Linked DNA regions of Mus musculus: region 2 is linked to region 1. The links are chromatin contacts, found by POLR2A ChIA-PET in ENCODE. All regions are on one chromosome and are shown on one strand. Each heading gives the region's core, a stretch centred on a gene start or an enhancer-like site at or near the end of the contact. The rest is flanking DNA. Distances are from core to core; before and after follow the strand shown. Region 1 holds the start of Tigd5 (tigger transposable element derived 5). Region 2 holds the start of Fam83h (family with sequence similarity 83, member H).

Region 1 (3,742 bases), core at 319-2,818:
ACCTGCATCCCCCAAGTGTCACTCTTGCTATCAAGCCCTCTCAAGCACTTTTGCCTCATCTGTACTATGCCACGGAGCCTCACCTATCCAAAAGATAAGCCCGGAGGACGACCCTGCAGCAGCCTTCTCCTGAGAGGGCAGAAAGCCATGCAGAGCAAATCCCAGGCAACCAAGTCTAAATGGCTCCCTCTGCCAACTCTCCAACTGTTTGCTGAGTTCTCCTCCCACAGTCCGAGAGAAGGTTCATGATGTACTGGCCATCACAGAGCCTGGGAAGGGGACTCCTTGTCCCTTTGACTTCTTCCTCTTGACTCTGTTGCCCCACGGGATTGGCTTAGGGGGCACTCGGTAGTCCTGTCACATCCATCCTTTGCTTCATCCATGAGAATCCGCCTGAGATAAGACCCAGTTATCCATCCCCGAGTGACAGGGCCAATTCAGAAGCATCCTTGGGAGTAGCATCCCAACATTATAGCTTCACCAAGTTCTTTTTGCTGCAGGGTAGCCGTTCACTCTAGAAAACCATGATGCCCGGAGAGAGTGCTCATGTATTAGAAAAGGGGCGACCGTACCCTTCAACGCCCCTTTCCAAAGAAAGCTGCCCAGATCACCTTATTCAAATCAGTAAGTAGAGCTAGTCCTGTTACTTTTGAGCAAATCGACACCACCACGCCCTTTTTTCTACCCTGTGTTCGTGGACCGTACGAGTTCCACCAGTCAGCACCCGAAGCAACCTCCCTCTATGCCTAGAGTTAGGTACGCCCTTGGTGCTTAACCGCAAAGACCTAGGGCGTTAGCAAGAGCTGGGCCCCCAAAATTCCGGAGCCAGCCCGACCGCAGGCAACCGTGTCACTCAAGGCCGTGCCGTGCTGGGATGTGCGGAGCCACCGCGCAGCCAGCCTGAAGCAGCGCTCCGGAATCTGGCAACCATGTGGCCAGCGGCCCGCCTCCACACAGGCCCAGACGCCCGCCCGCAGCCCGCACTGTCCCACGGGAGGCAACCCTAACGGCGCGGGGCCCGGGCACTCCAGGCCTCCGCCGCACGTGCGCTCCTTGAGGCGGGGCCCCCGGTACTCACACGCCAGCCAAGGACGCAGCAACCAAAACCTGGAACTGCGAGCTCAGGACTGCAAAGGAGAGGGAGGGCGCCCGCGCAGCTCCCGGAAAACGCAGCGGCATAGACCACGAAAGGCACGGCGGGGGGTCCAACCCTGGGCACGCGCTGTCTTGCCCTCAGAGCGTGCATCACGATGCATGCAGGAACCACCATGGTAGAAGCAAAGGAAGAGCTACCTTGAGAGCCGCGCTTCACCTCAAGAGTTGTCGCTAGGAGCGGAGAACCGGATCTCCCAACACGCCGAACCCCTCCTCAGCTCGAAGAGTGGATCCGTCCGACGAGGGCGGGACGTAATGAAGCTGATGTGCGCACGCGCTAGTGACGCGCCCAAGGCCAGACTGTGCGCAGGCGCCACGAGGCGAAGTGGGCGGGCCTTGCGGGCCGGGGCAGGCAAGGCTGGCGAGACAAAAGGGAGGGACCCGGGCAGCCCCGCCCCCGAGCCCCGCCCCGAGCGGCCCGCGCGGGGTGTCAGGCTCGCTTTCCCGGGTGGTCCCTGGCGCCGACGCCATGTACCCCGCGAGCCCTCCGGCCGGCCCAGCCCTGCACCCGGTCCCGCATCGCGCTCGTCTTCCCCAGCCACGGTGCCTTGCTGAGCCGCCGCGATCGCCGGCGCCCGGCCCGGGTTCCACGGCGCGCCCGCCGCCGCCCCCAGCGCCCGGGCCGCGGCCCCGGGTGGCCGTGAAGATGACTTTCCGCAAGGCCTACTCAATCAAAGACAAGCTGCAAGCCATCGAGCGCGTCAAGGGCGGTGAGCGGCAGGCCAGCGTGTGCCGCGACTTCGGCGTGCCAGGCGGCACTCTGCGCGGCTGGCTCAAGGACGAGCCCAAGCTGCGCTGGTTTTTGGACCAGCTGGGTGGAGAAGTGGGCACGCAGCGCAAGAAGATGCGTCTGGCCAACGAGGAGGAGATCGACCGCGCCGTCTACTCGTGGTTCCTCACCTTGCGCCAGCACGGTGTGCCGCTATCCGGGCCAGTTATCCAAGCGCAGGCTGAGGCCTTTGCTCGCCAGATCTACGGCCCCGAGTGTACCTTCAAGGCTAGCCACGGCTGGTTCTGGCGCTGGCAGAAGCGCCATGGCATCTCTAGCCAGCGCATCTATGGTGAGGCTGAGTCCCCGGTCGCAGGCCCCGCGCCTGTCAAAGAGGAGCCGGCGCAGTCACCAGGCGCAGTTCTCGTACCTGACGGCGCGCCAGCCACTCTACCCCACTCCGAGGGCGGCTATGGCGACGAGCAGATCTACAATGCTAACGTTACTGGTCTCTATTGGAGGTTACTTCCGGAGCAGGCCTCAACTCCGGGCACTGGGGACTCCAAAGAGCCTGGTGGGTGCAGCCGACGCTGGCGCAGTGACCGAGTGACAGTACTGCTGGCCGCCAACCTGACGGGCAGCCACAAGCTGAAACCACTAGTCATCGGGCAGCTACCGGACCCACCCAGCCTGCGTCACCACAACCAGGACAAGTTCCCGGCCTCCTACCGCTACAGTCCGGATGCCTGGCTCAGTCGCCCGCTTCTTCGGGGCTGGTTCTTCGAGGAATTTGTCCCTGGCGTCAAGCGCTACCTGCGCCGAAGCTGCCTGCAACAGAAGGCTGTGCTGCTGGTGGCCCATCCACCCTGTCCGAGTTGGGCCACTAGCATGCCTCCCCTGGAGGAGAGCGAGGAGACTCCCAGGCAGTGCCAGCCTGAGCTCCTTGGGTCCCCAGAGGAACTTCAAACACCTGATGGTGCAGTTCGAGTGCTCTTCTTATCCAAGGGCACCAGCCGAGCACACATCCCTGCACCGTTGGAGCACGGCGTGGTGGCAGCCTTCAAGCATTTGTACAAACGCGAGCTCCTGCGGCTTGCTGTGTCTTGTGCCAGTGGCTCCCCTCTGGACTTCATGAGAAGCTTCGTTCTCAAGGACATGCTGTACCTGGCTGGCCTCTCTTGGGACTTGGTCCAGGCAGGCAGCATAGAGCGCTGCTGGCTGCTGGGTCTGCGAGCAGCCTTTGAGCCTGGGCAGCAGCCAGCTCACCAGGTAGAGGAGACTGCCGAACACAGCAGGGTGCTCAGTGACCTCACACATCTGGCAGCTCTGGCTTACAAGCGCCTGGCACCTGAAGAGGTGGCCCAGTGGCTACACCTGGATGATGATGGAGGCCTTCCGGAAGGCTGCAGAGAAGAGGTGGCCCCCGCTGCTCCTCCATCCCCAGCTAGCCTGCCCTCTAGCATCGGGGCTGGAGAGGAGGAGGAGGAGGCCACCGAACAAGGAGGAGTGTTGGTACCTACTGCTGGGGAAGCTGTCTGGGGACTAGAGACAGCTCTGAGGTGGCTAGAGAGCCAGGATCCCAGAGAAGTGGGGCCGCTGAGGCTTGTGCAGCTACGTTCTCTCATTACCATGGCACGGAGGCTTGGGGGTATTGGGCCCTCAGCTGTAACTTCTGATGATGGTGTGTGACTACCTTGGCCCAGTGGTCTTTTTCCTGCCTCACTGGGAGAGAGGGGGCACATACAGTCTGCCATCTTCCACCTTTTCTCCCCGGTAGTCCACTGTATGGGTCCGGGGATGCAAGCCCAGCCCAGTTTGGAGGAGTTCTATAAGTAAAGGATGTACTGCCCCAATCCACAGGGTCTGGGGAAGTGGCTA
Region 2 (3,742 bases), core at 466-2,965, 100 kb after region 1:
CCATTCCCCACTGCTCCACAGGTTTGAAATGGCTTGGGACTCTTGCCCTGCCTAGCACACAGGTTCCTGGATGATAGTCCAAACTAGGGAAGTATTTCTGCCCAGGAGGAGGAGTGCCTTGAGGAGTGGGCCAGCGATGCTGACAGGATGGCAGCTCTGGTATTAGGGGATACTTGTTCAATGACGTTGGGGGTCCAGCGGGACTCTGCTGTGTATGACCCAGGGAGCTACAGTGTCTGCCACCCCTAGGGGCATGGCGTAACACATTAGCAAGTCCAAGTGTGACAGAGATTGGAGGTGGGGACACTCCTATGTCTACTGGCCCTAAGAAGAGTGCTCCGACTTCCCTCTGGGGCATTGCCCTGACCTAAGGCTGTTGCTTTTCCTTCCTGTCTGCAATGTGAGGCGTGGCACACTGTTCTGGGGAGATGGAAGCAGAGCACCTGGGGTCTGATGCGGGCCTGTCTGCTTGGACAGGTCTCAGACTGGAGCCAGCTCTCCTAGGCAGCATTCCCACACTACCTGGGGATCCTAGCATGCTCACGCTGAGGGGACACTTCCTTGTATAAGACTGAGAACTGATACTGTCTAGCCAGTGGTGAGAACCCTCAGAGACACATGGGTTGGGAAGTGGCCTTAGTCCTGAGCGGCCACTGTGGTACCTGACCTCACAGAAGTCACACACGACCTTAAATGCCCTTACAATCATTCACTGGTACACATCGCCCCTTGACGATAGACGGGGCGGTGACCACTCCTATCAGCGATGAATCCAACAGCCTGCTCACTGACATCTGCCTATCCAAGTGGGGCCCTGCTTAAGGAAGGAGCCTATCCCACCCAAACCAGTGACTCAGCAGGAATTTTTTGTTCCTGACCTCCTACCTGAAGCTAGCCCCAGGCCCTTCACCACAAGTAGGGCAAGAAAATGACCCTTTCCTCTCCTGTCTGGCAGGAGGTAGTAGTGTTCCTGGGTCTGGAAGGGGGATCCATGGTTGAGGACCTTAGGCTACTACACAAAGAGGATGACAGGATGATTGTGATCAAGAAGGATTGGGGTTGTGGGGGACAAGAAGAACCTAGGAAGACCGGAAGTCGATGAATTATACAGCTTTCAGGTTAGGCACTGCAAGGCCCAAAGGTGTTACTGTACCCCAGGAAGTTAGCGGCTACCCAGGCCAGGTATCTTATCTGCCGATCCAGTCCAGGGATATGAGATCAGGAGTTAGGAGAGTCCAGTTTTCCCTGCCTTCCACACAAGGACCCAGCCCTAGACACCCCGGTTCATGGCGGCTCGGGGAGAGGCTCCGGGAAAGGTACAGGTCATGTCCTGACAATACCTAGGCCGCCAGAGCGAATCGCACTGTTCAGTCTCCTACTTGCCAGCGTGACCCTGGAAAATCCCTCACCCAGTGCCCCGGAGCGCAGTCTCCCTGTCTCCCACCCAGTCCCAAAGCACGCGCTCACTGCACCGCCCGGCCCAGGTCCAGAGACCAGACCCAGGTGGCACCGCGCGGAGGCCCGAGCCTCCCGTCCCGTGTGCCTCGCCCCGCCGTGCTGTGCCCGGCCCGCTCCGGGGCGGGAGCCCTACCTGGCCAGGTGAGCGGGGTTTCGGCACAGGGGCAGCAGGAGCCCACCGCCGCCCAGCGGCCTCGCGGTCCCGTCCGTCCGACAGCCACTCCCCGCCGCGGCCCGCCCGCCCGTTCGGCCTGATTCACGCGCCCGCCCCCGCCCCGCCCGCGCTCTGCCTCCTGCCTGTCCGGGCAGCACCTGGGCGGGGCGGCCCCACCCCGACGCGCCCGCATTCCTGCGCCCTCCGCGCCCCGGACCCCGGCCGCGATCCCGGGTTCCCAGTGTGGCTTCACTGGCGCCCCCAGCCCACACCCCAACCCCGACCCCTGAGCGCTCTGGTGGAGCCCCAGAGCTGCGCTCCGGACCCTGGCCAGCGCCGCTCCGGATTTCTAGAGCCTCGTCTTTCCGGACACTGAAGCCCCTTGAACCTATTTGAAAACCGATCGCTCAAAGCCCCTACTGCCGACCCCTGACCCTCGCCCCGGAAGTTGGGGTAACTCGGAAGTTCCGGCTTAGTCGCTAGGAAACTGGCCAGCTCGACGCGAGGGGCGGAGCTTCTGGCCTCTGTGTTGCGAGAGGCAGGTGAGGCAGGTGAGGTCTCAGACGGGGGGGGGGGGGGGGGGTGTTTGGGTACCCATCTCACTCAAGTGACCGCCCTACCGTTCGCAGACACACCTCTAGTTTCCCCAGTCCACTCCCCGCAGGCTCATCTTCGCGCATGAGACCGACAGCATAGGAACTCCACGGACCTCCCCACTCATTTGCCCAACCATAAAGGTTCCTGCGCACTCACCCGTACCCATGGGACCCCTCAGGCACAAGGGAATCTGGAGTGATCCGCCAGCAGAAGCCCCTCTGCCACACAGAATCCCGCAAACCAATCGTACCCCCCAAGTCCCCATCTCACATGAGGATCACTCTCTAAACTGCTCCAACAGTGTCGGTCCTGGCACCCACTGATCCTTTCCTGTGCAAACCAACTGAAGACACAAAGGTCCCGTCTTAATACATGCACATTAAAAGAGGCTGCACCCAAGATGCTGCAAGTACTGGATCCTCTACAGACAGGGAACCTCATGGTTGTATCGACCCCAACACATCACCCGTACACCTAAGGACTTAGTTCCTCCTAGAGCCCTAATCTACCCAGCCCTCCCTCCAACCCACTCCTCTACGCATGCCGTGCCCTGAACTCAGTCACATGTCCAAGCCAGCTTCCTACCTACCACTTCTCCTGTCCTAGATTCTCAGTGTCTGCCACCTGCCTGAACATTGTCCGTAAGACAGCTTACTTTCAGTCACTTTCTGGTCCTACTTTTAGGATAACATTTCATTAACTCCATCCCCAAATGCACTCTGGAGCCCTGCGGCCCCAGCCTAGTGGGTACATAAGTGTATGGAGTCAGCGATTGCACTACCCGCTTTCCTATTCATTGGCCCTGTGAGGGGTTCTAGGGCACTGGAAGACCCTACTAAAACAGGAGCGGAAAGTTCTTCCAAGAGGAGTGAATGGGGGGCCTGCCTTGTATACTAGGGAGAAGGGCATTGCTTCCAGAACCAGACAGCAGAGATTCCCAAGGCCAAGAAGGAAGAGGGTTTGCGGGTGGGGAGGGGCTGTGTTCAGCAGACCCACGTTGGCAGTAGTTGAAAGCAAGTCCGCAGAGCTCAGGCTGTTGAGCTTCTAGCCCAGCGATTTAGAGGATGGTGTTAGAACACAGAAGGACAGGCAGATCCAGAATTGTAGAGGACGGGGGTACCAGCATAAAGGGACACATCCTCTTGCTAGGTATCCTTCCTCGAGCTACTGGGCACATCCTTAGACCACCAGGGGCGGGCAGGTGGACCAAGAAGCTGGCTGGGGGACATGCTGGAGGTCTATGCTCCTGCTGCATGTTCATCCAGGGCCGGGGCAGTATTCCCACTGCCTTGTTCGCTGCCCTCCTGAATGTACCATCCCTGGACTTTTCCTTCCCACCCCCAGGAGAATGAGCACTAAGAAGGGGGGGCCCAAAGCTGCATCAGGGAAGGGGCAGGCGCTCCTCCCTGGGTCCAAGCTTCGAGCTACTGCTGGTGAGTGCCCCCTCTGACCTCCAGGGCACTACCCCAACACTGACCACGAGACCACTAGGCACACAGAAACCCTTTCTCTCCAAGTGGTTTCCAAGAGATC

Evidence for each region. ChIA-PET counts read pairs that join two places held with the same protein, here RNA polymerase II (POLR2A).
Region 2: POLR2A ChIA-PET joins it to region 1 with 10 read pairs in Patski. The contact joins the promoter of Fam83h here to the promoter of Tigd5 in region 1. POLR2A ChIA-PET finds 5 or more read pairs at or near these places in 3 of 5 experiments (Patski and embryonic stem cell).

What each region holds. Positions count from the first base shown.
Region 1 is chr15:75,908,167-75,911,908 of GRCm38, forward strand. It overlaps Tigd5 (tigger transposable element derived 5), which reads left to right and starts at 1,569. Exons shown (of 1, transcript NM_178646.4): 1 at 1,569-3,742. The coding sequence starts at 1,625. The coding sequence ends at 3,553. It overlaps Eef1d (eukaryotic translation elongation factor 1 delta (guanine nucleotide exchange protein)), which reads right to left and starts at 1,178. Exons shown (of 10, transcript NM_029663.2): 1 at 1,079-1,178.
Region 2 is chr15:76,007,783-76,011,524 of GRCm38, forward strand. It overlaps Fam83h (family with sequence similarity 83, member H), which reads right to left and starts at 1,716. Exons shown (of 5, transcript NM_001168253.1): 1 at 1,592-1,716. Iqank1 (IQ motif and ankyrin repeat containing 1) reads left to right here and starts at 2,087. Exons shown (of 14, transcript NM_001370920.1): 1 at 2,087-2,163; 2 at 3,554-3,642. The coding sequence starts at 3,558.